3 separate regions of the Homo sapiens genome follow, and all the other regions are linked to region 3. Evidence: read pairs that join two places in POLR2A ChIA-PET (ENCODE). Cell type or tissue: Panc1. All regions are shown on one strand. Region 1 overlaps LRP5 (LDL receptor related protein 5). Region 2 overlaps LRP5 (LDL receptor related protein 5). Region 3 has its middle 1.7 kb from the start of LRP5.

The links. ChIA-PET counts read pairs that join two places held together with the same protein. Peaks named below come from ENCODE experiments on the same cell type or tissue, not always from the same donor. Only the 100,000 strongest peaks of a DNase experiment are listed, where the experiment ranks them.
Region 1: POLR2A ChIA-PET joins it to region 3 with 19 read pairs; 8 of 35 experiments call an interaction of 5 or more read pairs at or near these places.
Region 2: POLR2A ChIA-PET joins it to region 3 with 8 read pairs; 2 of 35 experiments call an interaction of 5 or more read pairs at or near these places.

Annotation. Positions count from the first base shown.
Region 1 is chr11:68,363,883-68,366,382 of GRCh38, reverse strand. LRP5 (LDL receptor related protein 5) reads right to left here. Exons shown (of 23, transcript NM_002335.4): 4 at 2,440-2,500; 5 at 681-812. Among named protein-coding and RNA genes, the nearest start is that of LRP5, 53 kb to the right of the region's middle. In Panc1, no CTCF peak of the experiment used is centred here; no DNase peak of the experiment used is centred here.
Region 2 is chr11:68,401,705-68,404,204 of GRCh38, reverse strand. LRP5 (LDL receptor related protein 5) reads right to left here. Exons shown (of 23, transcript NM_002335.4): 8 at 506-722. Among named protein-coding and RNA genes, the nearest start is that of PPP6R3, 58 kb to the left of the region's middle. In Panc1, no CTCF peak of the experiment used is centred here; no DNase peak of the experiment used is centred here.
Region 3 is chr11:68,309,643-68,312,142 of GRCh38, reverse strand. It overlaps a transcript of LRP5 not described here. Among named protein-coding and RNA genes, the nearest start is that of LRP5, 1.7 kb to the left of the region's middle. In Panc1, no CTCF peak of the experiment used is centred here; no DNase peak of the experiment used is centred here; H3K4me3 peaks cover 269 bases; H3K27ac peaks cover 1,764 bases.

The DNA.
Region 1 (2,500 bases), 54 kb before region 3:
CACCGAGACTCTGCCCTTAGGACTGTTCCTGAGTGTGGAAGCCAGCCCACTTGGAAGCCCCCTGCCCTCCCGAGTGGGACACCGGCACAGGAAGCAGGCCCTGTCCCCCACCACCTTCTGCAAGCTGGGCCCCATCACGCTACAGAAACGGGGAGGACTGGTCCCAGGGATGGCGCTTTCCTGACACCTCTCGTTACCCCCTCGCTTGCCAGGCCCCAGGGTCAGCCCCAGAGGCCAGACTGGCTATCCCAGGCCCGGGAGCATCCCCGAAGGCGAGCTGCATCCTGAACGTGTGTGATTTCCCGAAGGGCCCGCCCCGAACCGACACCTGGAAAGAAAGATCCTCAGCCGGTGCCCCAGAGGAGAAGAGCCATGCCTCACTGCAACACAGTCCCAGGAAGCACCAAGTGCCTGAGGACCAAGGCGGAGAGTAAAAAAGTGGAAAATATCTGGGGCAAAAATAAAACAAAACAAAACAGGATTGACCTCCTGGGCTCAAGCAATCCTCCCAACTCAGCTTCCCGAGTAGCTGGGACCACAGACTTGAATCACCACACCCGCCAAGTGGATCATTTCGAACGGGTTTGCCGAGGTTCCTTCTGGGGCACCCCCGGCGGCCGCAACCCATTCCCGCCAGGCCCCGCCCCGCCCGCCCGCCCCGTCCCGTCCCACCGCCTCACCTGCCTTACACGTCCTGCCGTTGTCCTGCAGCTGCACACCCGTGGGGCAGGCGCATGTGTAGAAAGGCTCGCTTGGGGACAGCAGGCACAGGTGGGAGCAGCCGCCATTGTCCTCCTCACAGCGAGTGTGGACTGAGAAAACCAGGACAGAGTGAGAGAAGGTTCCAGAAGAGGACCGTCACTTGTTTCTGAATGAGTCACATCCTGCCTCGTCCCCCGTGACAGCCTCCAGTGTGTCCCTCTGCCCAAACATCGGCCTCAAGTGGCATCAGGGACCTCCCCGCTGGCACCATTCCACCTGCCTCATCGCTGGCCCGTCCACATGGGGCCCTCAGCCTGGCCAGACGGCCTGCAATTTCCCCAAAACCAGCCGTGACCTTCCTGGCCACCCTCACACCCAGATGTGACCTGCCCATGGAGTGACATCTCCCCATCTGCTTCCTCCCACCAAGCTCCTATGACTAGAACACCCTCCCCAGCTCCTCGGAGCCCCCAAAGGACACCCCTCTGCAAAGGCTGCCCCCCACGCTCCAATGGCCGGGGTCAGGACCTGCCTGTGTGGTAGTGACGGGAACCCCAGAGACAATGGGCTCCTGGGCAAAAGGCTTGTCTTGTCTTTGTGCTATGTGTGGACCCAGCAGCTTCCATAGGAACACTGTCCCTCTTGCTGGGATGGCCAAGCTTGTCACTCTCCCAAGCCCTTCTATGACCAACAGCAATTGAACGGAACTCGATAAATGCTTCCAGCACCTCATTCAAACCAGGGGAAAGCTGGGTGTAGCAGCCCCAAAATACGGATATAACTGGAACAACAAACTCATCAAAATGAACCTCTCCCTCCCTCATGCTGCCCCAAGTGTAGATGGGTTTTGTGACCACGACTTTCTCACCAGGAAACAGCTCCAGAGAGCCCCACCCTCCTGTGTCCTGCTCTGGGAACAGCTGGCACCCCTAGGCCCCACATTTCAATTCAAAGTCCAAACCTTCCATAATGGCCTGGCCAGAAATCTCCATCCCTGGTCCCTGTGGGAGTGGGCCACTGTCCCCAGAGCCGCAGCCCCACTGTCACAGAAGCTGGTGCATTTCCCCATCAGGGACCTCTGTCACAACCCAGCGTGGCCCCCAGGCTGAGAACTGCTGATTCTGGGCAGATTATTCATTGATAAATACGCGACTTGCAGGGCCAAGCATGGTGGCTCATACCTGTGACCCCAGCACTTTGGGAAGTCAAGGTGTGAGGATCACTGGAGCCCAGGAGTTTGAGACAAGCCTGGGCAACGTGGCAAAATCTCTCATCTCTATTAAAAATACATACACACACACACACACACACACACACACACATATATATGTATATATAAATAACCATATATATATATACACACATACGTGTATGTGTATATAAATACATATACACACACACACAGACAACTTCTTCTGGGCCTTGAAAACGAGGCAACCTTCCTTGGAAATCCCCTTGCCACTGCTGAGCCTGAAATAGCCCCCATGAGCTCTGCAGAGGGGTCCTCTGCAGGCCCGTGTCCCCCAGCCAGCCACACACCTCCCTCCATTGCAGCAGGTACCCCTTTAGAGAGGGGGCCCCCCAGAGCATGGGCTTCTGCAGGGAGGGGTCACCTGCCCCCCCACCCCACCCACGCCCGCGCACCCCCACGCCCCCGCATCCTCCCACTCCCCTGCCCCGCGCCCCCGCTCCCCCCAGCCCCCGCACCCTCGCCCCCGCGCCCCAGCCGGCACTCACAGAAAGGCTGCCGCTCCTGGCTCAGCACCTGGATGTCCATGGGTGAGTAGAGGGCACTCAG
Region 2 (2,500 bases), 92 kb before region 3:
ATCATTGTGCCAGACAACGACCTCCTCGGGGAGCGTCCTGAAGATCCTGGCTTTCAGGTGGAAGGTGCACATGCGTGGGCCACAGGGGCAACAAGCACAGCCCAGCCCAGGCAGACCCAGGAGGGAGTCCTGAGCTTGGCACCTGTGAGTTGCACGGCTCTGCGTCCTGCTCCCCAGTGCGAGTAGGGCAAGGAACTACATTTGCAGACGGGGTCACTGTGGGCACGAAGGCTCCCGGCCAGGGCCGGGCACACAGCAGGTGCTCAACAAATGTTAGTCACTTTCTAACCATTGTTACCGACATTCCTAGTCCATAACCACTCCCTAATCAGCTCCCTTGGTCCCTTCCCATCTGTCCTTGGCCAGATACTGTCACCTTTCCTGTCCTGCCCTTCCCCAGGTCGGGGCACCTGAGCTCAACACTTATGCCCAGGCATGGACCCGTCACTTCCTCCTCATGCAAGTCTGCATGGCTGAGCCATGGCTTGGGACCCCCCGGACTCACCGACGACCTTGGCCACATTCACAGCTTTGAGCCCCATCAGGTCGGGCAGCTGGTCAATGATGACGTCCCGGCTGGCCTTGACCTTGTGCACCCGCTCGATGCTGCGGCGCTGCCAGTCAGTCCAGTAGATGAAGTCCCCCAGCAGCGTGAACCCAAAAATGTGCGGGAGCTTGTCCTCCAGGAGGGTCCGCCTCTTCGTCCCATCAACATTGATCACCTGCAGGACGGCAGAAATATAGGTCTGGATGGGCCAGGGCCACACCAACGAGAGCCAACCCGGACCCTGCCTGGGGCCTGAGCTGCCCCAAACAAGACGGGTTCAATGCCCAAGAGCCGCAACTTTACCTGCACCTTGCCAGGTACCATAAAACACCAGGTAGCATGGTTCCCCAGGGGTGCTGGATAAATGACGCTTTGTTTGTTTGTTTTTTGTTTGTTTGTTTGTTTGAGATTTTGAGACAGCGTCTCACTCTGTTGCCCAGGCTGGAGTGCAGTGGCAAGATCTCGGCTCACTGCAAGCTCCACCTCCCAGGTTCAAGCGATTCTCCTGCCTCAGCCTCCCGAGTAGCTCGGATTACAGGTACCCGCCACCACACCTGGCGAATTTTTGTATTTTTAGTAGAGATGGGTTTCACCATGTTGACCAGGCTGGTCTCGAACTTCTGACCTCAAGTGATCCACCCTCCTCAGCCTCCCAAAGTGCTGGGATTCCAGGCGTGAGCCACCGCGCCCGGCCATGATGTTTTCACTAGGATGCCACGTCCCCAGCTGATAGAGCAGTGACAGGGCCAGCTGAGGATCCCTTTCCCATAGCACCCCCTACCTGTGCTGGGATGAGAAGCAAGATTTGGAACAGACCAGGCAAGCAGGTGTCCTCTCCCGAACCACTGCAGGCTGACAGGCAGCGGCTGCCTGGAGAACCAGGGCGTGCTCCGCAGGAAGGAGTCCTGGGATCAATTAGCAATGCCTGCCCCAGGTGCAGCAATGGGCGGAGGGCTCCAGATCACACCCACCACACAGAGCAACTGCAGGACCTGGGGCAGGACCTGGAGCAAATATAAGGACCTGGGGCAGTTATGAGCAACTGCAGGGCCTGGGGCAGGACCTGGAGCAAATGTAAGGACCTGGGGCAGTTATGAGCAACGGCAGGGCCTGGGGCAAAGTTCTCCCGCTTCTCTGTGAACTCATTTCCCGCTGGGTCAGGGCCGGATGAACTCTGAGGGCACTTCTGGTTCTAAGTCTGAGCCTGCAGGTCTCAGATGCTTTCCACCCTGTCTCCTCTGAGATGTAGCAGCTAAATATTTTTCTTGAAGAGTCAATGCTGATTAAAAGCAACCACCGCAAAAGCCACCGAGGAGAAAATACTGTCAAGGTAAAAACACCTGAACCAACGGAAGCATACAGCCGCGTGAGATAGGACGTGGTTCTGATGATCCATGAGCCTGCAGAACTGTATGTTAACAGGAAGGTTGAGTTAGGCGCAACATCCAAGTTCTCCGGCTCTCAGGACAGGATGAAAGAGACACAAGGCCATTAAAGGCAAGCTTCCACAGGCCTCCTGCTACCAGATTACATTTCCAGCTTACCAGAAAAGCGACAAGTCCTCTGTTTTGCAGGTGGCAAAACTGTAAGGCAGATGGAATGCATGTTAAGAAACAAAGACTTCGGTCATCTGTTGTTGGATGGCACAGGACAAAGCTGCTAGGGCCAGGCACAGTGTGATCCCAGCCTGTAATCCTAGCACTTTGGGAGGCCGAGGCAGGCGGATCATTTGAGGTCAGGAGTTCGAGATCAGCCTGGCCAACATGGTGAAACCCTATCTCTACTAAAAGTACAAAAAAAAACGAGCTGGGCATGGCGGCACACACCTGTAATCCCAGCTGCTCGGGAGGCTGAGGCAGGAGAATCGCTGGAACGCAGCTAGCGAAGATTGCAGTGAGCCGAGATCATGCCATTGCACTCCAGCCTGGGTGACAGGGTGAGATCTTGTCTCAA
Region 3 (2,500 bases):
GGAGGTGGGTTTGAGGTTTTACTGTAAACTAAATGTGTACCCTCTACCTTAGTTATGAATTATGAGACACGAAGACTGCGAAACAGACACACTCCTCTAAAAGTGCCTCTAGGCTGACAGGGAGAAAGTCCCGCCAGGCTCCCAGACGCCACCTTTGAGTCCTTCAACAAGCCCGCCAGGGCCTCTTGCCCACCGGTGTCAGCTCAGCCACTGAACCCTCCAGGAAGAAGACGTGCTGGTAGGAGAAGAATCTCACCCAGGCACAGCCTGGAAGGGGCACAGAAGGGGCTCTGGAACCAGCAAGCCCAAGTTGGAACTCCCAGTCTGCTACTTTCTAGAACGACTGTGCCCTTGGCGGGTCTAAGTAGAACCTCTCCGCGCACTCTTTCCTCCTTTGTAAAGTGGGGACAGCAATGGCCACCTTGCAGGTTCAGAGAGGGCTTGCAGTACCTCACAGAACTGAGTGCCCGTGAACGTGTGTGTTCCTCCAGATTTGTGACAGCTTTGCCAGGCTGGAGTCAGGCTGAACGCCTCTGCCCTCATGGGGTTTATATTCTAGGAAGACCAACAAAAACAAGAAGACGGAAAATTAAAACAACAAAAGCCCCATTGACAGGCCATGAAGAATGCCATGAGAAATGAAGGGCGTTGTGCTGCAGTGTTTGGGGAAACTGGCTTAGGGAAGGAAGGACACTTGAGCTGCTACCAAGGAGCAGCCGTCCGGTGGGAGGGCAGTTCAGGAAGAGCAGACATCCACGGAGGAGGCGCTGGGGCAGAGGGCAGCCTGGTCGCTGGATTCGGGGGAGGAACCACATCAGGCCATGAGCTGGAGCTGGTGGTAGAAGGTACAGGAGAGGCCAGCCAGGGCCAGCACATGTCAGACCTCAGGCGGGGAAGAGGAATCGAGAATGCACCCCACGAGCAATGGGAAGCCAGGCTAGGATTTAAGCAGCAAAAATATTTTCCCTTCTTCCACCCTGCATCCAGCTCTACCAGCACAGCCTGGGGTTCTATTTTCAAGATAGAAGAGACCCAGACTCCCAGCTCTTCTTACACTTCTACTACTGCCACCTGTCACCCACTCATGCGTCCCCACTTGCAGCCTCGACCCCCTTCCACCTGATCTCATGGCAGCCAGGGAAGCTCCAGGGCTCGTGAGGGCTGCCATCTCAGGAAAGAAGCAAAAGCCTTCGGCACCTGCAGGGCCTGCTCCAACCACACTTCTTCCTTGACCTCTCAGCTTCCTTAGCCACTCCCTTCCCACATCTCACCCTGCTCCAGCCACAGTGGTGTCTCTGTGGGTTCTCAAACACACCAGGTGCACTCCTGCCTCAGGGCCTTTGTGCTTGCTGTTCTCTGCTGGGACTCTTTTTTTTTTTTTTTTTTTTGAGACAGGGTCTCACTCTGTGGCCCAGGCTGGAGTGTAGTGGTGTGATCGTAGCTCATTGCAACCTCAAACTCCTGGGCTCAAGCAATCCTCCCACCTCAGCCTCTCAAGTAGTTAGCTTTTGTTGTTTTGTTTTGAGATGGGATCTCACTCTGTTGCCCAGGCTGGAGTGCAGTGGGGCAATCTTGGCTCACCACAACCTCTGCCTCCCAGGCTCAAGCAATTCTCCTGCCTCAGCCTCCCAAGTAGCTGGGATTACAGGCATGTGCCACCACGCCCAGCTTATTTTTGTATTTTTAGTAGAGACAGGGTTTCACCATGTTGGTCTGGCTGGTCTTGAACTCCTGGCCTCAGATGATCCACCTGCCTCGGCCTCCCAAAGTGCTGGGATGACAGGCATGAGCCTGTCTCTAGTAGTTAGGACTACAGAGAGGGGCCATCATGCCTGGTGATCCTCCCACCTTTTCTGCTCCAACTCTTTCACCCCACTTAGCCTCGTGGCTCACTCTCTTACCTCTTCAGCTCCTCAGTCAGGCCTGAGGACCCCTGTTGAAAATTGCAAACCACACCCCCCACCACCACCACCCACTATTGCCAGCACTTTCTACTCCATTTCTCTGCTTTACTTTTCTCCTTTGTACTCATCACCACCTGACTCATTACATGTTTACGTATCTTTCTTCTCTCCACTAGCATGGAAGCTCCAGGAGAGCAGAGAGTGTAGTTTTATTCCCTGATGTGTTTCCTGTGCCCGTACCAGGGCCTAGCACACAGTAGGTGCTCAGTAAATGTGTGTTGGATGAACAAATACAGTGAAAGGATCTGATCTACATTTATAAAGAAGGCACTCTGGCTGCTGAGTGGGGATGAGACTGTCAGGAGGAAAGAGGCCCCTGTGGGGGCCTGGCCAGCAGGTGGGTACAATGGTAGCAGCCAGGAGAGAGGGCCTCTTGGACTCAAGTGGATGGGGCCTGCTCAGGGCTCCAGCCACAGGAACAAAGGGAAGGGGGCCCAGGATGGCCTGTCATAGAGGACACATTACAACTGGCCCAAAGTTCAAGTCAGGTTTCTAAATTTGGGAAGGGATACAGAAAAACTAAAGACTCTACTGGA